2 separate regions of the Homo sapiens genome follow, and region 2 is linked to region 1. A link is a loop called in an ENCODE intact Hi-C map of the cell type or tissue named here. Cell type or tissue: GM12878. All regions are shown on one strand. Links, peaks and the distances in the headings refer to the core of each region. The heading gives the core; the rest is flanking DNA.

Region 1 (11,335 bases), core at 3,074-7,073:
TTATAAGCTTAGGGGAAAAAATTATAGCTCCTGGTCTGTAGAAATAGATTTGGGGAAAACGAAGTGGAACAATCCCTAAATAGTATAAATTGGGCATATCCTAATTGTTTAATACATATCTTTAATAATGAAAAATGTAGTTCACTCCTATGCTTAGCCAAGATGAAGTGAGAGTTAGGGCAGCAGAGTGTATAAGACCCTGTGATATTGTGAGTTCACCTTCTTGGGAGAGTTCTCTCTGTTTTTGCAAAATGCTTGCTGCCCCTGAGAGCTGTGTTGCTGTGGCTTTTACATATAATGTGCTACTTTGATTGGAACCTACTGTAGTTGTTATCTTTTTATATATGTGTCCCAACTAGATTGCGAGCCCCTTAAAGGATCGCCTTATATCTGCAAGGCTTGCACTGTTTTCTGCCCCTAGAAATAGACAAATAAGTGTCTGAGGGTGACGATGGGACTAGCCTGGTCATCCATGTGAAATGAATTCAGAGGTCAAAAGTCATCATGGAGCAAATTAAATGATGTCTAATGCCCTCCAGTGGCAGTTTTCCAATGGCATTCCATGGATGTGCTTCAAGGGATCAGTGGAGGAGAGTCTTCTACTACAGCAATTTTAGATTTGAGGTCCAGCTGCTCTGGACATTTTTGCAAACATCTACCTCTGAAGAATGACAGCAATGGGCAAAGGCAGGTTGCAATCCCAAACCAATGAATAGTGGAGGAAGATATTCAGGAGTGAACTTCCCCTATCATCAACTCTTATTTTTTTTCTGAACATAGTTTATATTCTATGAATGAGAAAGAAAAGAAAACGTTTCAGAGAAGAAATGCTCAGAGTTGGAGGGGAGTGGGGAAAAGGGACTCTTTGCATCTTTTGTTCTCTTCAACAGAAATAGCTGTCTGTCCCCAGCAGCTCCAGATGCCTGTCTCCATCTGTCCACACACCCTACTGGCATTTCCAATTCACTTTATCGCTGCCAGCACAGAGGCAGGTTAGTCCCCACAGTCTTCTCACAAAAAGATTAGCAGAACTTAAACTTAACAAGGCAGAGGCTTATTGAGTTGTGTTTCTTTGATAACCTTCAGCTAGGAGGTCTCCAAGGCTCCTCAGCATCTAGCACCTGAAGAATGGTTTCAGCTCGCCTTCACCTTGCCTTCTGGTGGGCTATTCATGTTGGTTTACCTTGTGTAGGTTACTATGGACCTTTTATTTTCCCACGCATTGCTGAAACTATCAGGAAAGCTGTTCCTTGTCAATAGAGGTCTATATGAAATAAATCAGTTCGAGGACTTAACGACAAACTATCCCTTGCTACTTGAGGTGTCCTCCTCCCTCCCCATTTCCCCGCTCTATTCCTAGACCTCAGATCTGGTCCTGGTTTCCTGCCCAGTGATCTTCTTCTAGGGCCTTTGCCAGGTCCCTTTTTCTAGATCTTTCATCCTGAGGCTGGGGACTGGTTGCTAGCCCCACAGCTGCCTCCTGCCTACTATTACACTTTCCTATGGAATATGCCCACCCAGATTTCTTAGCATGCTGTTCTGCCCACATTGTCGGACATCCTTTTATTCATCTTAGACTCCTTTTCCCATTGCTGATTAATTTCCTGGACTTGAAAAGATTATGATCAACTGTGGACGCCCCTCTGACATGAGCATCGTCGGCAGGGTCGCCTCTCCCGGCCTCTGTTCCGCTCCTTTGCTGGGGCCTTCCTCTTTTTCACTTGCTGCTGCTTTTGCAACGGTCTGACCACTTCCCCCCTGGGACCCAGTGGCAAGCTCAAAAATCTCTCTGAACAAAGGTAGATCTACGTTAAAAAAAAAAAAATCAATAGAGAGTCCTAGTTATGGCACCTTAAAAAAAAGAAACATGTGAATCCTAATGAGGTTTGAAATACCTAGGGATGTTTGCGATGGCCTTGCGGGTTTGTTTGCGATCGCCTTGCAGGTTTGGGTCTGCAAGGCTAGATTCCAGTCAGTTTGTTTCCTCCTGGAATCCTGCTCACAGTTTAAGCAAGCTGCCACATTGGAAGCAGGTGAGCAGTAGTACCTTAGATTTTTCAATGCCTAGATTCTCCCGTAAGTAAAAATCACTGAGTCCAAGACTATAGCATGCCTTTAATAAATTACACTTATAAAAGATGAAGTTCTTCTCATTTATTTATTTATTTATTTATTTATTTTTGAGGCAGGGTCTCACTGTCATTTCCCGGGCTGGAGTGCAGTGTTGTGATCTGGGCTCACTGCAGCCCCAACTTCCTGGGCTCAAGAGATCTGCCCACCTCAGCCTCCTGAGTAGCTGTGACTACAGGCACGCGCCACCCCTCCCGGCTAATTTTTTGTATTTTTAGTAGAGATGAGGTTGCGCCAGGCTGGTCTCGAACTCCTAGGTTCAAGCGATCCACCCACCTCCACCTCCCAAAATGTTGAGATTACAGGCATGAGCCACCACGCTGGGCCAATGATGTTCTTAATATAGAAACTCAATGTAGTAAACAACATTCTTTAAAAATCTTAAACATGAATTTTTTTTTTTTTTTTTAGGCAAGGTCTCACTCTGGAATGCAGTGGTAAGATCTCAGCTCACTGCAACCTCTGCCTCCCGGGTTCAAGTGATCCTCCCACCACAGCCTCTTGAATAGCTGGGATTACGGGCACATGCCACCACACCCAACTAATTTTTGTATTTTTAGTAGACGTGGGGTTTCACCATGTTGGCTAGGCTGATCTTGAACAGTTGACCTCAAGTGATCCCCCTGCCTTGGCCTCGAGAAGTGCTGGGATTATAGATGTGAGCCACCGCACCCAGCCAATAAAGTTCTTAATATAGAAATCCAATGTAGTAAACATTCTTTAAAAATCTTAAATGTGAATTTTTTTAATTTTTATTATTTTATTTTATTTTATTTTTTTAGCCAGGGTCTCACTCTGTTGCCCAGGCTGGAATGCAGTGGTGTGATCTTGACTCACTGCAGTCTCTGCCTCCTGAGTTCAAGTGATCCTCCCACCACAGCCTCTTAAATAACTGGGATTACAGGCACGTGCCACCACGCCCGGCTAATTTTTGTATTTTGTATTTTTTTCTTTTTTTGAAACAGGAGTCTCACTCTGTCTCCCAGGCTGGAGCACACTGGCCTGATCTCGGCTCACTGCAACCTCCGCCTCCCGGGTTCAAGTGATTCTCCTGCCTCAGCCACCCAAATAGCTGGGATTACAAGGCCTGTGCCACCATGCCCATCTTAAACTTGAATATTAAAGAGCAATATGTTGACTTCCTACTGGCAATGTCTTATAATATTTTGTTTAAACTTCTGAATAGCTCTACCCTGTCCTAATTAGTTTAGGGTCTGTAAATTAGTTTATACTGATTTAATTACTTAAAACATGATTTAATTAAATAAAACATCTGGAAAAGATATAGTAATAAATACAATTCAGTTACCTTGTCACCAATCTGTAGCTGTTTTCAGTCTCTGTTTCCATGTATATATTTGAGTTGAAAACACCTTTCTCACACATCTCAAACCCCTCTTGGCTTTGGTTTTCAGTCCTGCATCATTCTCCACCAGACTCTCCTCTGTATAAGCTCTGGAACATTATAACAGAAAGGCTGTCCTCCACCAGTGTAGCGGGAGCTATATATATATACACACACACATATATATGGCTTCCTTGTCTCTCTCTTGCCCTCTTTGTTTCCATCCTGTCTTAGTCCGCTTGGGCTTCTATAAAAAAACACCATAGACTAAACACCATAGGCTAAGGATTAAACAACAAATATTTATTTCTCACAGTTGCAGAGGTGGATGTCTCAGATCAGGGGGTCAGCATGGTCAGGTTCTGCTAAGGGCTCTCTTCCTGGCTTGCAGATGACTGCCTCCTGGGTATGTCCTCACCAGGAGAAAAGACAGCAAGGGAGCTCTCTGGCCACTTCTTACAAATGCACAGTCCTATACGTGAGAGCTCCACCCTCATGCCCTAATTATCCCCCAAAGGTGCCTCCTCTTACTACCATCACATTGAGATTAGGGTTTGAACATATGAATTTTGGGGGAGACATAGACATTCAGTGCATTATGCCTCCCAATGGCCCTGAACAAAGAGGGAGAAACAGCACATGCAGGCAGCAACATGGAAACCACAGTTGTCTTCTTGCCAATCAGAAGATTTTATATTTTGGCCATGTTTTTTAACGATTTGCTATTTGATACTAGAGTTCATGTTCAGATATCTGATATTCTGGTATACCCCTCTGAGTGTGTGCGTGCACACACACACACAAACACACACACCTCATCCCACCTAGGGCAAACCAATTCACAGACTTGACTGAACCAGCAAGATTCAGTCTTTTGAAAATTTAAACCATGAAGAGATACAAGCAGTGAGTTGACAGATGCAACATTGTAACGGGAGCATCCTAATGACTATAAGTACCATCCGTTTACAACTTGCTCATCGCATTGAGCACCTGCATGCCTTTTCCTTCCTGTCACCCTGTGAGAGATGCACTGTTTTTATCCCTGTGTTGCAAATGAGGAGACTGAAGCTCATGAAGTTGTGTCTCTTGCTGAGATAACCCAACTGGCCAGTGATGGAGATGGGATCCTAAGCTTCCTTGCCTCATGGCTCTAGGTGCCAAGGTCATCCAGGCTCCCCTTTGGGAAGCCACATGTGCAGGTTTTCTGGGATCCCATGAGATCTAAATCCCAGTCACCCCCACTTCCTCTGCCATCTCGCTTACCTGGTTATTTTGGTCTCCACTTGGCATCAAAGACTCCTCAGAGCTCTTGTGGAGAATCTGAAGCCTGCTTTGTCTCAGGAACTAAAAACTCTTTTACATTCTTCTAATTTTATAGACAAAAACATAAAGGCAAATTTAGAAAAGGTTTTTATGAAATGAAGACATCTCCATAAGGATAATTCTCAAGAGGTTTGACAGAGGACCAAGTTCAAGAGCCCTAATGTACAACATGGTGTCTATAGTTAGTAACAACGCAGGGTATGCTTGACAATTGCTGAGACAGTAGATTTTAAGTGTTCTCACCACAAACAAATAGTAAGTATGTGAGGGAATACATATGTTAATTAGCGTAATTGAACCATTTTACAATGGGTACGTATTTGAAAAACTCATGTCGTACATCATAAATGTGTACAATTATTATTTGTCAATAAAAATGTAAAGAAAGAAAAAAATAAAGAAAATTCCCAAGATGAGTGAGAAGGTGAGTAACTGTTGCTCATGCAATCAAATTCAACAAAGTTGGTGGAAAAAGGTTATGAATGAGAATTGAGTGTTACGGTACGTGCATTCTATAAATAGTGAGACTATGGTACAGTTTTTAACTTGCTAGATTACTCACCACTTTTAGGTTTATGTCTTCCTCTTTTCATTTGTGTCACTTCCCACATATGCCCTCTAATTTTCTTTTAACACATAATGACGTTTTGTAGCATTTTAACTTATGGTAGTAATATCTTGTAATTCTTTGACAGACCCTGGGAAATACTGAAGAAATTGTGCCTCAGATTTCTGTGAATTCTAAAAATAGTGGAGAGTCAAGTTTGTAATACTCTTAAAATAGTGAATTGAGAAACTGTAGGTTGACTTAAAAAATAGGTTTAAAAAATTGTCTTACTAGGTTTTTTTTTTTTTTTTTTTTTTTTTTTTTTTTTTTTTTTTGAGACCGAGTCCTGCTCTGTTGCTAGGCTGGAGTGTAGTGGCGTGATCTCGGCTCACTGCAACCTCTGCCTCCCAGGTTCAAGCGATTCTTCTGCCTCAGCTTCCTGAGTAGCTGGGGCTACAGGCACACCACCATGGCCAGATAATTTTTGTATTTTTAGTAGAGACAGGGTTTCACCATGTTGGCCAGGATGGTCTCGATTTCTTGACCTCATGGTCTGCTCGCCTCGGCCTCCCAAAGTGCTGGGATCACAGGAGCACTGCGTCCAGCCGACTTTATTTTTTAGGAGCAGTTTTAGGTTCACAACAAAATTGATTGGAAAGCACAGAGATTTCTTATATACCCTCTGTCCCAACACATGCGTATAATTTTAAAATAGTGGAAAGGTCCCATTAATTTAGTATTTTTGGTAAATTTCTGCTAAAAATCTTGGTGTAATTCCTAGGCACAAGAATTTCACAGAAATATAGTTGATAAACTTTCGATCTAAACTATTCAAGAGAAAAAACCGCCTACTGGGTTTTAAGGATCTTGGAGGACAAATGACTCACAATAGGCACTCCTATATTTCTTGAATGGATAATCAGCCTAATCAGGAAGTCATTTTTATTTCCTAACTTAATGCCATGAACACCTTTCAATAGCATCTCTTTGGGATGGAGAATGCATCTGTGTCTTCCTGGCAATAATTTTCTGGATGCGAATGCTTAGAACACATGAGGATAAAAATGTCAAAATGTGCCTAATTCTCAGTCTGCCCAGCTCGAAGGTCTCACACCAATTACCATTTATGGTGTCGGCTTCACGAGACGGGAAGCATGCCCGGGCTGTGGGCCCACCAACAGTGTGGCAGAGGACAAAGAACTTGCACTTGAGTTCCTGCTCTACCACTTACTTGTGCACGATCCTGTACAAATTGCTTCACTTCTCTGAGATTCAGTTTTCATTGTCTGCTAAGTTGTGCTTATAGAATTCCTGGTTTGGTGGTAAGGACATAAACGGTTGTTCACATTGTTATCCAGAATATTCTTCAACATCAAATTGCATTTGAAAACATGCCTATACAACCTTCCAGACCAAGGCTCTGATGTTCTGGTCAATACAGAGCATTGATGAGTTAATTGACAGAGCTATCCGTGGGCTGAATTGCACTAAGCTAGGCTCCCTCTGCCTCATTTCCCATCATTGAGGACCAGGCTGAGAAGGGTTTTGGGGTGAGGGGTGTTGGTGTTGTAGGAATATATACTATTGGTTTGGCATGCCTGTACCCTCCTCCCACAATCATGTGATCAATTTTTATAACTTATATTCCCCTTCAAGATAATGCTTCATAGTTTTCGTAGCTTAATTTGGGATTAAAATATTGAGAATGGGAATAGTTTGAGTTGCTCAGTGGCCTATACTTTGAGAGAAATAGCCTTCCAGCCTCTATCCTGCCAGAGTAGCCTTGGTCATAAAATTCCCACCTTCAAGTTTCATGGTAAGGACATGATGAGAAAAAAATCTATGATCAGACACTCTTCACAGCCTTGTGGGTTTGAACCATGTCCGTATTATCTTCTTTCCAGAGGAATCCCCATTGTGTCTGCCATCTTCACGGACCAATAGAGCTAGCCGGTTGACCACTTTAGTTACCCATCTGTGAAGTTCCGGCTACATGATTTGCAAGGCCCAGTGCAAAATGAACATGTGGAGCCCACCCCACCAACCTTTCTAAAAAAAAAAAAAGCATTAAGAATATCAAGATGGCAACAGCAGAGCATGAAACCAAGTATGGAGCCCTTCTGAGCCCGGGGTTCTGTGCAACTGAACGGTTGCATGCCCCCGAAGCTGGCTGTGCACCTATGGATTTTCCCTTAATGTCTTTCTCTTTCTTGGGGACTTATCAAGTGCATTGTTGATGATAATATTTCTAGTAAAAATGTTACTTTTTTAAAATAATGGTAAGCTTTCTTTTTTCTTATTTATTTATTTATTTTGAGACAGAATCTCGCTCTGTTGCCCAAGCTGGAGTGCAATGGTGAAATCTCGGCTCACTGCAACTTCTGCCTCCCGGGTTCAAGTGATTCTCCTGCCTCAGCCTCCCGAGTAGCTGGGGTTACAGGCGCCCACCACTATGCCCGGCTAATTTTTGTATTTTTGGTAGAGACAGGGCTTCACCATGTTAGTCAGGCTGGTCTGGAACTCCTGACCTCAGGTGATCTGCCTGCCTCAGCCTGCCAAAGTGCTGGGAATGCAGGCGTGAGACATCATGCCCAGCTGCTTTTGTAAACATTCAAATATGTTTTCTGGCATTTTGTTTTTCTGAGCCAATCAATTGCAACTTCTTTTTTTAAAAAATCAGAATACATATTCTATTTTCTTAGTTATTATACAGTGAAATATTCTTCAAATTATCTTTATTACTCTTTTTTCTTTCAAAACATATGGATACCAAACAATATGTAGATATGCCAAGAAGCCTAACAAGGGTTCAAGACAGTAGAATCATCAGTCAATCTGACTGAAACATCAAATGGATTATTTTTCCACAAGAAAGGAACAATTAACAGAGTAAAGAGACCGTCTACGAATTGGGAGAAAATATTTGAAAGCCATACATTTGAAAAGGGATTACTATCCAAAATATATAAGGAACTCAAACAACTCTATAGAAAGAAAATAATCTGATTTTAAAATGGGCAAGAAACCCAAACATTTCTCAAAAGAAGACATACGAATGGCCAACAGATACGTGAAACAATGTTCATCATCTCTAATCATTTGGGAAATTACAAATGAAAACCACAATGGGATAGCACCCCCACACCTGTTAAAATGGCTATTGTAAAAGATAAGTGTTGGTGAGGATGTGAAGAAAAGGAGACCCTTGCATACTGTTGGTGGGAATGTAAATAAGCACAGCCATAATGGAAAACAATATAGAGTCTCCTTAAAGAACTACATATGATCCAGCATAGAACTACCATATGATCCCGCAATCGTGTTGCTGGATATTTTCTCAAAAAGTGTGAAATCAGCATGTGGGAATGATATCTCCTCCCCATGTACATTGCAACACTATTCTCAATAGCCAAGTTATGAAATCAGCCTAAGTATCCATCAATAATGAATGGATAAAGAAAACATGGTATTATATATACAGTAGAGTATTATTCAGCCTTTAAAAAGGAAGAAATGTTGTCTTTGTGACAACATGGATGGACCGAATTGGAGAACATTGTGCTAAATGAAATAAACCAGGTGCAGAAAGACAGATACCACATGTTCTTGCTTATATGTGAGATCTAAAAACAATTGAACTCAAAGAGACAGAGAGTAGGATGGTGGTTATTGAATGCAGCCGGGAGGCAGGATGGAGAGATGAAGGTAAAGGGTAGAGGGTCACAGTAGATGAAAAGAGCAAGTTGTTTTCTTTGAGATATATTGCACAGAGTAGTGAATGTGGTAAATAATGTAGTGTACATTTCAAAATCACTGAGAAAATTTCAAATGTTCTTACCACAAAAAGTAAGTGTTTGAAGTGATGGGTATGTTAATTAACTTGATTTAATAATTCCACATTGTATTCATACTATATTCATAAATTCATAACATGACTTTGGATGCATAAATATATACAACTATGATCTGTCAATTTACAATTAAAAAATAAAAATTTTAAAAATTGTGATTTTTGGCCAGACAAGATGGCTCACGCCTATAATCCCAGCACATCGGGAGGTTGAGGTGGGCAGATCACTTGAGGTCAGGAGTTCCAGGACAGCCTGGCCAACGTTGCGAAACCCTGTCTCTACTAAAAATACAAAAATTAGCAGGGCATAATGGTGGGTGCCTGTAATCCCAGCTACTTGGGAGGATGAAGCGGGAAGAATTGCTCGAACCTGGGAGGCAGAGGTTGCGGTGAGCCGGGATTGCACCACTCCACTCCAGCCTGGGTGACAGAGCAAGACTCCGTCTCAAAAAAAAAAAAATGTGGATTTTTGTCTTTTTGACTTACTAATATTTTACTTAAAATTTCAGCTTCTGATGTTCATAAATGGAATAATAAGATTTGATTTGCTAAAATTTCATGTAGCATGTATCTATTTCTAATATTCATAAGTGAAATTGGTTTATATCTTTAATTCTTACCATTTTCTTATTTGGTTTTGGGATCAGTGTTATGTAACCTTATGAAACAAATTGGGTAGCTTTCACTCTGCTTATCTGGAACATTTTTATGAGAAAGAGATGATCTCATTCTTTTTTTGTTGTTAGGTAATTTAGGATTAGGATGATTCTGGATATTAGGCGTTTGTTGGATGCATTGTTTACAAATATTTTCTCATGTTCTGGAGGTTTTCTATTTACCCTGTTGGTTATTTCTTTTGCTGTTTTTTTTAAGCTTTTTGGTTTAGTTAAGTCCCATTTGCCTATTTTTGGCTTTTTTTTATGTGTTTCCTTTTGAGGGCTTAGTCATAAATTCTTTGTCTAGGCTAATGTCTAAAGAGCTTTTCCTAGGTTTTTATCCTAAGATTTTCATACTTTCAGGTCTTACATTTAAGTACCTAATCCATCTTGCATTAATGTTTGTATATGTTGAGATATGGGTCCACATTCATTCTTCTGCAAATGGCCCTCCAATTTTCCTAGGACCATTTTTTGAATAGGGTGTCCTTTCCCCAGTGTATATTTTTGTTGACTTTGTCAAAGATCAGTTGGTTGTAGATATGTGTCTTTATTTTTTAGTTCTTTATTCTTTTCCACTGATTTATGTGTCTGTTTTTAATACCAGTACCATGCTATTTTGGCTACTATATCCTTGTAGTATAATTTGAAGCCAGGTAATGTGATGCTTCTTGCTGTATTCTTTTGGCTTAGGATTGCTTTGGCTATTTGGGCTCTTTTTTTGGTTTCATATAAATTTTAGAATTATTTTTTCTAATTCTGTGAAGAATGATGTTGGTTTTGGAGGAGGGGTGATGGATAGGAAAGAAATTTTTTTATCTTAGTTTGGTCTCATTAATGGTTATTAATCCATTTGAGCTTCTAACTTTTTTTAGTCAAAAAGTTGTAATTGTTTAATTAAATTTAAAGTTTTATTTCTGAAAAAGAAAAACAAAGATCTAAATTTCTATTATCATTTTAAATATTTTAATATATATGTTCAGCTTTTTCTCAAGGAAAAAAATTTTGTCAAGATAATACTTGCAGAAAAGTATGAAGGTGGAAGTTTTTTGTTTTCGTTTTAGAGACAGGCTCTCACTCTGTTTCTTAGGCTGGAATGCAGTTGCACTATCACAGCTCCCTGCAACCTCCACTTCCCAGGCTCAATCGATCCTCCTCCCTCAGCCTCCTGAGTAGCTGGGACTACAGACATGAGCCACCATACCTAGCTAATTTTTCTTTTTTTCCTTTTTTTAAATTTTTTTTTTTGTAGAGACAGTGTCTTAGTATGTTGCCTAGGCTGGTCTTGAACTCCTGGCTTCAAACAATCCTCCCATCTCAGCCTCCCAAAGTGCTGAGATTACAGGTGTGAGCCAACGTGCCTAGCCAACATTTTTTTTTAAAGTTACTTCAAACCCCACTATTAGGAAATAATCATACTAGATCAAAATGTAACTAGATCAACATTTATCCACACAATTTTCAATTATTCATGCAGATAG
Region 2 (11,335 bases), core at 3,078-7,077, 95 kb after region 1:
CAAACTATCTCACACATCGACAAAGTAAGTGATGCTTCAAAGGCATGAACATAAGCCGAAGTGCTCTGTATTTTTATCTGTGTAATGAAATCTTAATTTTAAAAAATTTCTCTCTTATGCTTGCAGCCAATACAATCATAGATGTCCAAATAAGCACACCACGCCCAGTCAAATTACTTAGAGGCCATACTCTTGTCCTCAATTGTACTGCTACCACTCCCTTGAACACGAGAGTTCAAATGACCTGGAGTTACCCTGATGAAGTGAGTGACCCATTTTTCTATTTCTTCTGCAGGACAGTATTTTAAGCAAGTGAAATCCCGCAGGGGTTTTGAGATGGGAAAAATCAGAAAATCCTGACTCCTGTGGCAGTGTTAGTCAATAAAGAAGCTTTGGGTTTGGTTTGAGTGCTTTCTTTGCCTGGCATTTCATGAGTGTGATATGCATAGATACTGTCTTTTGATGTCTGGGGGTTTTGTTTTGAAGAGTGTAGACTGGTATTTCTATTGCATGATTCTAGGTGGAAGAAAAGGGATTGTTTCATTCTTGGAAACTACTCTGTAGGATTTAGAGATGAGAGAGAAATTTATCACCAAATGCCAGGCAGGGACTGCCTTTTGTAACAACAACAACAACTTTCCAGGAGGCTGTCTCTGTCAGCGCATTCATTTAAGATACTGGCAGACAGTCAGGCACCTGATTGGAGCATGTTTGGAAAAGATATTACAACCCAGCCATCCAATATTCCATTTGTTAAGTGTCAGGGGAGCAATTCTGTCCTTCAGAAAAATGAGAAGAATGAAGCCTGCGTTGGGTTCCCTTATTCAAATCGAACATCCTTGCAAACAATAATTGTTTTAAAAATGTATAGATGGGGAAACTATGATAAACTGTTACGGAAATTTTGACAGTAGTTCTAGCCCCCATTTCTTGTGTGTCAGCATGATTTATGCGGCATATCTCAAGTACAATCATTTGTTATGTCGTTCAGATTGCCCAATTACAAAGTCAATTTATGATTAAATTATGTATGAAAGATTAATGCATCAGCCTCAAGCTAGTGTTGTTTTTCATCGACATTTCTCGCCATGGAAATGGAATAACTTAGCAACAAAAACGTGTAACGAGTGCCCTGTAGGGACACATTAAGGACTTATCAGTCATAAACTATTCTCTAGGAGAGGTATTGTTTCATTTAAATAAAAATGCTATGGCTTGTAGCAATATTTTCTGGGTTTTAATAGAAATCAAATATTCTCCGTAAGTGCCAAGAGGGAAGAAACTTTTATCCTGCTAGCATTGCTGCTGTAAGTAAGAGTATCTACAACACATCTATTAAATGCTAATAATCTTCTAAAACAGCACTGTCCAGCAGAACTTTCTGTGATGGAAATATCCCGTATTTGTGCTCCAGTACTGTGCCACTAGCCACATATGGCAGATGAGCACTTGAAATGTGACTAGTGTGACTGAGGAAATGAATTTTTGATTTCATTTAATTTTAATAGCCACACGTGGCTGGTGGCTGCAGTACTGGGCGAAGCAATTCTAAAACACAGGATGAGTTCTTTCCCAAGTCAGAAGCAATACCAGTGTTACTCAGCTTGGCAAAGGAAGTAGTACCTGTATAAATAGAGCTGCAGAAAGCTCCCTCAGTCTGTTACGTTAGGGGACTAGTTCTCTGACTTTTGATAGTGGCAATTGACTTTTCTCTCTGGTTATTGCTGAGAATGAAGAAAATGGCCTCAACATGTGTCTGTCTGTTCCAATGGGGAAGTAAAAGGACAGGTGGGTAGAAGTGTATTAAACGTGGCACAGAGGAGAACTAAGCTCAAGATCCAAAAATCAGTTCTGGACAGCTCCCAAAGACATTTTTCCATGCTCCTCCCCTCCGCCCCCTATGACTATGGGGAAGGATTGAGAGGTGGAAATAACTTATTAGTTATAAAATATAGTGCTTAAAAAAAAAAGGAGACGGCAATGTGATCTTGTCTTCTCAAAACAGTGAGCAGGACTGTCATTGTGGCCAGGTCAGATTGCAGAGCCTAAGGCTAATTCTTGATCTTCTCTGAGACAAACCTGGGACAGCACCTTCCAAGTCTTGGTTAAAGATCCATTTACTGTGATTTAGCTGACATGGGCAAGCACTGTTCAAATAGTGAAATAATGAAACTATAGCATTATTCCACCTTAGTAAGTACAGCCAAGACTCATTATATTTTCCTTCATATCTCGTAGGGACAAAAAAGGAAACTCACATGGTGATTTGGTGAGAGAAGCACTGTCATTAAGCCAGACACTAACTAAGGCTTATGATTGTCCACGTTTGTGTGCGATATCTATGCCTAGGGAACAGGTTACTGTGTAGAGAGGTGTGTGTGCCAGAGGAAGGACACTAGATTTATGCTCAAACAACTTCAGTTCCTAGCCAACTTGGGCCAGGGTATCACTTCCTTCAGTTTTTTCATCACTAAAAGGGCAGTCAGCCTGCCAATCTCATTAGGTTGTTGGGACAAACAATTGAGATAGTATATGTGAAAGTGTATTTGAAGAAAATTAAGTGCTAAATAAATCCTGCTATGCTACATATTTGAAGCACCTCTAGACACAGATGTAGTTTCCAAACATTACGCTCTAGGTGGATTTGACATGATTCTTAGTATAAAACAGAAGCTGTTGTCGAACTAATGATCTAAGAAATGTTAAAATCCTATATAACTTTAAGCATGAACACTCACTCCTTCTACATTTGTTATACATTTTCTTTCTAGAAAAATAAGAGAGCTTCCGTAAGGCGACGAATTGACCAAAGCAATTCCCATGCCAACATATTCTACAGTGTTCTTACTATTGACAAAATGCAGAACAAAGACAAAGGACTTTATACTTGTCGTGTAAGGAGTGGACCATCATTCAAATCTGTTAACACCTCAGTGCATATATATGGTAAGCATAGTTCAGCGTTGCCAACTCATGCTATGCTTTCTAATCATTGTAGATGTCTGTGTTCTCTAAATAAGTCAGTTTTCTGTTGGCCAAGAGTTACATTATCATGAATGAATACAGCTTGGCCATGGTTCCCTCCTCCCCCTGTCAAAAAGCAAACCACATTAAGTACTCTTTACATTTAATACTTTTGAATTGAACAGAGAGTCCTTTCTTTAGATGCTTATTATGGCTAATAATTCGGTTAGAACCTAATATATTTATGAAATTCTTAGTGTTCTGTATAAACAAAACAGAAAAAGATGATGAGTTTTATCTTTATTATCTAAGAAAAATTTCTCAGGTACTACCATGAATTAGAGAAATAAAAATATGGTATGCTAAATCATTTAGAATTAATGCTATTTTATTCCTGCTTTTACTCTCAAGGAATCCTAATGCTGTTGCTTAATTTCAGTATGCAAATTCTATAAAGAAAATGCTTAAAGACCTTATTTCCATTGCTGAAAAGGAAACAGTGTGGAGGGCAGAAACTATGGAACAATTCTATCAGTAGCCTTTATTTCCTTTTGTCTTTCTCCAGTTGATTTTTGATATCAAATTGGTTGTTTTAGGGTGTACAGAGCAACTTTTTCTCACCTTGCTTATAGTGGCCAGGTAGATTTTTAGAAATATCTTCCCACTTCTTTGTTATTGTGATAGAGATATTTAAGGTGTTTCACTTTCTGTTGCTCTGCCACTGTTTTATGTGGCTAGGACGTGATACCATTTGATTTGAAAGGCGTTCACCAATTACAGTGCTTTTAAAGTATCCTATTCATGATCAACATTTGGGCTCATTGATAGGCTCTATCATAATTCAGCTCTGTTTATTTACTCATTGATTACACCCTCCCTGAATGAGGCCCTAAGGTTTTGTTTATGGAAATTATTCTTTTCTAATGTATGTATCACTTCTCCTTTCAAAGATAAAGCATTCATCACTGTGAAACATCGAAAACAGCAGGTGCTTGAAACCGTAGCTGGCAAGCGGTCTTACCGGCTCTCTATGAAAGTGAAGGCATTTCCCTCGCCGGAAGTTGTATGGTAGGACCATCCTTATTTCCATAACAGTTTAAGACATACTTTGTAAGTGGGAAGCTGCAAGAGCCTAATGACTCGAATTCCTGACAAAATACCAAGAGACGTTCCTCAGACAGCCCCAGAGAGCTCAGAACTCTGTAGATTCTTGGGTGGTGGAGGTGAGAAGGGCTGGGGAAAAGGAAATAATGTAGCAAGGTAAGCGAGAGATGAGGTTTGTTTGAGTGCTCGCTTCAGTCTAGTCTCTTACTGTGGCTAACTTTCTGCATCTCTAAACCTTCCTATGATGTCAACATTCTTTGAATGGGATGTGTTGAGCAATGACTAGGAAGCATTTTGAATATGTAACATGCTCTATTAACCCTGAAGAAGTGGGCTCTTGTAATGAGAATGCTGAAAATAATTCTTTTATATACAGCTGGGTTGAAAGTTCCAGTCCTGTTTTAAAATTAAACAAACATTAATAGAGACAAGACTTACTCATTTGAAGAGGGGGACGATGGGGCCTATTTGAACTAATTAAGTTTTTTTTGGCTAGAAAGATACATATTCAAAACCTCCTTCAGCAGTTGTTTTTTAAAACACTGGTACAACACCTGATGTAAAACAATGTAATCTGTTTATGATCTGCAATCATTTTACAAAATTACTGTTAAATGCCAATATCTTTGGCTCAAGTCATTACATTTTAAACAAAGGGTATAGTACAAAACTGATTAGCAAAACAATCCATACAATAGGGATGTGGCGCCATTTTAGAATCTCCCTAACCAGAGCTGATTTGGCTTTCAATGTCATATGAGGGCAGTGTTTGTTTGCAGTTCCCTCAAATACTTAATAGGGAATTAAAGAGAAAATTTTAACTTTGTGCTATGTCTTCATGCCATTGCAGTAGAAAAATGATCTTTTTTGCTTCAGAATATCAAAAACGTTTAGTAGTAAATTTTTAGGTTTAATAGTAAATTGAATAGTAATCTGATGACTCCAGGAGGTACATTCACTCTTCCAGTGTCTGAGGGCACGCTCATCTGTTAGTGTTGATTTCTTCAGTAACTAAGTAGCAAGGGCATTAAAAAAAAATTCAATCCACCGTCAAAAATGCTGACTTGTTGTAGGAAATAATTTAAAGTAATACCAAGACAATATTTGTAATCACAAAGTGTAGCATCCTCATTTTAATTACTTTGGATCTGAGACACACTAGTAATGGGAATTTGTTTGTAGGACTTTATAATCATGCATGATAATGAACTAAGTTCCCAATATTAAACCTTTATACAGAACACAAGAAACTCCTAATGGATTAAAACTGCCTATTTAAAGAACCATGCATTTTAATGAAATCATAGAATTTTAGAGTTATAAGGAAACTTTGAGAACCTCTAGAAAATTTGAGAAAATTGGAGCCCAAACTGGTTAGTCACATTTGCAGCAGCCTGCAGTGAGTAGCAGAGCCAGGTCAAGCACCCAAGCCTCTGACTCTCAGTTCTGTGTGCAACAGAGTGATATCAATGCATCGATTCAGTATTTAATACGTTTTTAAAATTTCTTTAAGTTTATGCTTTCTGTTTTTTTTTTTTCTGTGCCTTAACTGTTCTTCCTCAGAGGAAAAATCTTGATAGTCTTGATTTCACTCTAGTTTATGAAAGGGACAACTGGTGTGACCATTTATAAAACTAATAAGAACTCCACATGAGACCACAATAGAAAAGTCTATTTTTATTTTTATCTGGAGAAGTGATCTACTTGATCTGACTTACAATGGCCCTTATACTGCTGATGGAGCCTCGTGGAAAACTCTGAAAAACATCTCGGATGGAATCAGAGCCCCTGCTTCTGGGTTAATACTTAAGTCACAGTGGCCACCAGTATGCCTGTGGGCACACTAAGCTACTGCTTTTCTATCTTCGCTCGCTTTATTTCTTCTTCCTTGCCAATAAATATGAAGTGTTACCCAGTCTAAAAATCATATCTGCCTTTACTCAAAAGTTAATGCCTACATTTTAAAAATCAACACTGATGATCAAAGGTTTGAAATTGGTCAACTTGAGCTCAAAAACTTCAATGACCGTGTTATCAAAGTGATATTGAGAGGCCGTGTGAAATGACTTACTGATCATGTTTTTAACCACAGGTTAAAAGATGGGTTACCTGCGACTGAGAAATCTGCTCGCTATTTGACTCGTGGCTACTCGTTAATTATCAAGGACGTAACTGAAGAGGATGCAGGGAATTATACAATCTTGCTGAGCATAAAACAGTCAAATGTGTTTAAAAACCTCACTGCCACTCTAATTGTCAATGGTAAGTTTGCTGTTCATACTTTCTTCTGGTTCTGGTAGGCAACAAATTAGTGAACATTTATGAATTCAAAAATCAGCGTAACAACATCAAAGATAGCAAAATTTCAAATAATCATTTGAAAAAACACTTAACGTTAAGTTCCCATCTTAACAATCTCGTGTTTGTTTGTTGTATTCCATAGGCGGCATGATCTTTTATCACTGTAATCACAATGTACATACCATGGAATCAAATTATTAATAATCTCAAAACCCTGCTACTACTTTTAAAAATCTGCATTTTCTTGACAAATAGGAGGGTTTATTTGTTTTTTTGTTTCTTGTTTGTTTCCCTGACATCAAAGCCAGTGAGAATGTGGTCCTTCATGTGTGGCCCAGGAGAAAGTCATTAGAACTGCTCTTGACTTCTGTCCCGTTCTTCATCTCCTTTCCAGTGAAACCCCAGATTTACGAAAAGGCCGTGTCATCGTTTCCAGACCCGGCTCTCTACCCACTGGGCAGCAGACAAATCCTGACTTGTACCGCATATGGTATCCCTCAACCTACAATCAAGTGGTTCTGGCACCCCTGTAACCATAATCATTCCGAAGCAAGGTAGGGACAGTCAGTTTTTTTACTAACTTTCAAATACTTTTTGACACCTGGAATTAAGATTTTTTAATGGACGCAGATGGGAATCTGCATGTGGGATGTACTGTATATTTGAGGCAAAGGCTCTCCCTGCCTTGGAAAAAGGTGGGCAACAGCTACTCTTCTTTCTTACTGAATATACCCTATCACTGGCTAACAATTTCATAATTTTTCTCTCTAGTTTACAGTTTTAGAAGCACAAGCACAAAACTAAGGTCCTCCCATGAGCTGTGACATGAGCTCAGGTTGGAACTCTGGTCTCCTGTTTCTCAACTGAAGATCCCTAGACTTTGGCAATACCACTATGTCAGTTGCATTAGCATTCCCATTTTTCATTTTGTATTCTTTGGTTATGATCCAAGTTCTTCCCAACACCAGTGATCACTATGTTTCCTACTTTTGGGCTTTGCTCTTCCATCTGTCTGAAATGCACCTCCACCCATTGCCTGCCTCCTAAGAGGGCTTTATTTATCAAACCCCATGGCTCAGCTCTTACGTCACCTTCTCTGTGAACTCTCCTCACTGCCTCATTCAGAATCACTTCTTCCCCCTCAGTATGAACAGCACTTTGTTCACGCCCTTGTTACATCACTCGATGCGCAAAGGTTTGTCTCTCTCTAAGCTAAGAGCTGATTGAGAGCACCCTTGTGTCTTTAGGCTGGGCCAAGGCTGGCACACAGTAGATACTTAGTGTATATTTGCTAAATGAATACATCCCTACCCTCTGCTAATTGTGCAGCATTTCCTTGCATCCTGTTGATGACTGAGCCTTGTTTGCTTTTTCCTCTTTTTGTTTAGTCTAGAGGGATGATACTAAGGATAGTTTATGGGAGCTAATTTGAAGAACAGGAATAGACTTGATAGGTGCAACAATAAGATATTATTGAAACTGCCCAAGGATTATCATTATGCCAAACTATTTTCCTTATTACTTTTAACTCCACTTGCAGAGTGTTCAGGAGGATTGTTATTCAAAAAAAAAAAAAAAAAAAGATTGACAGGAAAAGTAAACAAAGCATAATCCTAACATAAACAGATAGAAGTGGCTATTTGATTTTCTAGATTCTTCCCACAATTCCAACTCGTTTTGCTTAGGGTGTATTACTCTCAGAGTGGAAAGTTACTGGTGAGCTATGGAATTCCTGGGAAGTAGCTGTTTTCCACACATCTGATTTCTCATTTGACTGTCATTTTCTAAGAATAGAAATAGAGAAGACTTACAAATCTTAAATATCTTCTTTACCACTGTGAATGTTTAACACATAAGACAGTGAGATCTACTGAAATTCTATACTATTTTGCAAATTTGGGGTATGCATCAATATTTATCGACCCATCCGTTTAGGGTCTTGACATATGTGCCAACCTAACATGCAAATAAATAAAAAAAAAACTAAATAATTGAAGCTATTAGATTCGGATAAAAGTGTAGAGTTGAATTTTTCTGGAATAACAGAGCCTTTTCTAAATATATTTAAATTTTGTTTTGGCAATATTAAATCTAAAATTTCTATTCTATCTAGGATTAGAACTAGTAACTATGTTAGAAAATAACAATTATGGTGATAGAACATAATATTTATAAATTTGGGTTTAAGTGATGCTAATAAAATATGGTTTGGGGAATGAGGCCACCTCGAATGGAACTTTGTAAACATTAGCTTTCTTTCCAATTTCTTTGTGGTGTAAGGGATCTCTCTTCTGTGTGATGGAATAAGTTCGCCAAGGCCTGAAAACATGTCTTATTCCTTTCAGAATGGTCTCAAGACTCAGAGCATTACCTTAAATGTTTGTTGGCCATTTGAATTATTCTCTGTTCAAGGCATTTTTTTTCACTACTTACAAGACTGATCACAAATGGAAGTTTAAGGTTGCATATGCTTTATTTCTTTAATACGTTGCTGCTTGAAATTATCTGCCAAAAACGTACACATCTTTGATGTACAAGAATGACAGCTCGATGTACATTAGTCAGCAGGTACTAATTGAGTAGCCTACCTGTGTGAGGCCCAGATTTGGTGCTTGGTGGTTAAATCAGTACAGTTAACTTAGAGGTGTTTCAGAAATATATGTAGAAACTTTGTACACCAGAAAATAAACAGAACCACTCTTTCACCCTCTCAGAGAGATGAAGCTAAAATTTATAGATAAATGAAACCCTCTTTAATTACCAAAAGTTCTCAAATATGTCTTTATATAAACATATTTATATACACTTAGACTAACTTAGATTCAGTTGTAGACAGGAATTTTAGTAACACATGAGTAAGAAATGCTCCATTGCACTTATTTTGAGTTATATGGTAACATATTTGCATACTGGTGTCTATACATGATCATCAAAAGAGATTGGGTGACTAATATATGCACATTACTCTCAAATACGTAGAATAATTCCTGGCATTTAAATTTTAGGCTCTAGTGAAAGGGCGTATCTATGTATATCCACGGCCAAAGCATTCGCTTAGTTTGAGGACAGAATGTACTTGTTTAAGGAGCTCAAAACTATTAATTGGTTTAATATGGCCAGACAGTTAATGTATCTACTATAGAAAGAGGTTCAGACCTAACTCAAATTATTTAGTGTCTTAGAGTCTAATAAATATGTAAATATGTTAAGTTATTATAACTACCGATAGTTCAACTGAAAATGTCACCCTTTAAAAAAAAAGTAGTAAAATATGCTATGAAGGCGAGCTAAGTTTTGACTGAGTAATATTGTGGCTTTCGTTTTGCCTAGAATTTGTTCTTATAAAACATTAGGAATAAAAGAGAGGAGGGAAAGGATGATTACTTTTAAACTCATACAGGTAATGAACCAAGAAGAAATAAAGCAGAATCTTTCCCTTTTTAGTTTTTTTTTTAATTAAAAAAAGGAAAGTGGGGCCAGGTGCAGTGGCTCATACCTGTAATCCCAACACCTTGGGAGGCCAAGGCAGGAGGATCACCTGAGGTCGGGAGTTTGAGACCAGCCTGGGCAACATAATGAAACCCCGCCACTACTTAAAATACAAAAATTAGCCAGGAGCGGTGGCAGGCACCTATAATTCCAGCTGCTCAGGGACAATTGCTTGAACCTGGGAGGTGGAGGTTGCAATGAGCTGAGATCGCACCACTGCACTCCAGCCTGGGCAACAAGAGCGAAACTCCGCTTCAGAAAAAAAAGAAAAAGAAAGAAAAGAAAAGTGATAATAAAACTGTGATATCTCTTTTGAATATTAATAACACCAAAATAAGTTATCAACACTGAATAAGGTGGAATATTTTATTTTTCTCATCCTCAGCCAACAGGTAGACTTCTAAATAGATATTCCTAAACCTGCTCCCATGAGTCTGAGCAAAAAGCCAGAGAGCATCATAAGGATGTTAAGCATATAGTGCCTTCCACATGTCTATAGCTTGCAGCCTCTGCTCATATAAAGTAAAGATAATGATATACACTTCATAGAGAGACTATGAGGATCGAATGAGGTAATGTATTTAGAAAGTTACAGAGCACCACAGATTTGCAAGGTTGTAATCATTGCTAGCATTGGGGTACATTTCTTTAAATAAGACCTGAGAACCTTTAATGAACTTAAAGGATATTTCTGCCTACTATAGAGCTAGTTTGACAACAGTGAGCAGTTTTGCCAAACATTTCTAAGAAATGAATGCAAATTATGGAATGTAAAATGCAGTTTTGTTGTGCTTTAAGAATAGTAATTTAGTAGGTCTGGGGTGGAGGGTGGCTGTGGAATTCAGGAAAATATGACTTTTCAGAAGAAGAAAAATTAAGGAACTACAGAAGAGTTAGACAAAAGTAAAAGGAAGAGTAAATGGAAGGGTGTCATGAGGGAATGAAGTAATTCTCCCAGTTCGTGTGGCCTGCCCCATTCATTGGTTTCCTGTCATGAGAGGAAGTGGTTCTGCCCTGTGGGTTGGCTGAGGCTGGGGTGGGCTGACTGGGCATGTGGGGGAGCTGATGCCTGCTCAGCCAGTCCACTTTCAATTTCTAGAACTTCACGTTCCGCCTGCATTTTGAACAACTAAGTAGTACGAGTAAACCCCCCAAGGACTGAGCTCCGCTTGATCTTACAGTCCTCCATGAACTCTGCCAGAGTACTGATGCAGCCTCACAGGAGATACTATTTAGATAAGATTGTCCATGGCAAGGAGGTTGGTTGGTTTCTAAAGGAACAATAATAATACAGGACTGGAGGGAAGGGGACCTTCTCTGTGGAATGGAAAGGGTGGATTTCAGGAACCCAGGAGAGGATAGGGCAAGGACAGTCTTGGCATAATCAGTTTGTGCTGCAGATCACTGTTTTCTCAGGAAGAATCTAAGATGTTGAAAGTCTACTTTTCTTTACGTGTGCTTGAATACCAAGGAGACC

The links. Hi-C counts contacts between places; a loop is a spot of excess contacts. Peaks named below come from ENCODE experiments on the same cell type or tissue, not always from the same donor. Only the 100,000 strongest peaks of a DNase experiment are listed, where the experiment ranks them.
Region 2: it touches region 1 in a loop (7-fold over the local background); 2 of 110 quality-filtered maps call a loop at or near these places.

The regions. Positions count from the first base shown.
Region 1 is chr13:28,518,242-28,529,576 of GRCh38, reverse strand. No RefSeq gene overlaps it. Among named protein-coding and RNA genes, the nearest start is that of FLT1, 29 kb to the right of the region's middle. In GM12878, for the core only: no CTCF peak of the experiment used is centred there; a DNase peak (open chromatin) is centred at 5,366; H3K4me3 peaks cover 446 bases; H3K27ac peaks cover 1,006 bases.
Region 2 is chr13:28,422,747-28,434,081 of GRCh38, reverse strand. FLT1 (fms related receptor tyrosine kinase 1) reads left to right here. Exons shown (of 30, transcript NM_002019.4): 5 at 1-24; 6 at 127-263; 7 at 2,772-2,946; 8 at 3,915-4,032; 9 at 6,161-6,330; 10 at 6,764-6,923. Among named protein-coding and RNA genes, the nearest start is that of FLT1, 67 kb to the left of the region's middle. RefSeq lists enhancers at 3,117-3,776, 3,796-4,195, 11,007-11,056. In GM12878, for the core only: a CTCF peak has its summit at 4,819; a DNase peak (open chromatin) is centred at 3,991; H3K4me3 peaks cover 2,123 bases; H3K27ac peaks cover 2,309 bases.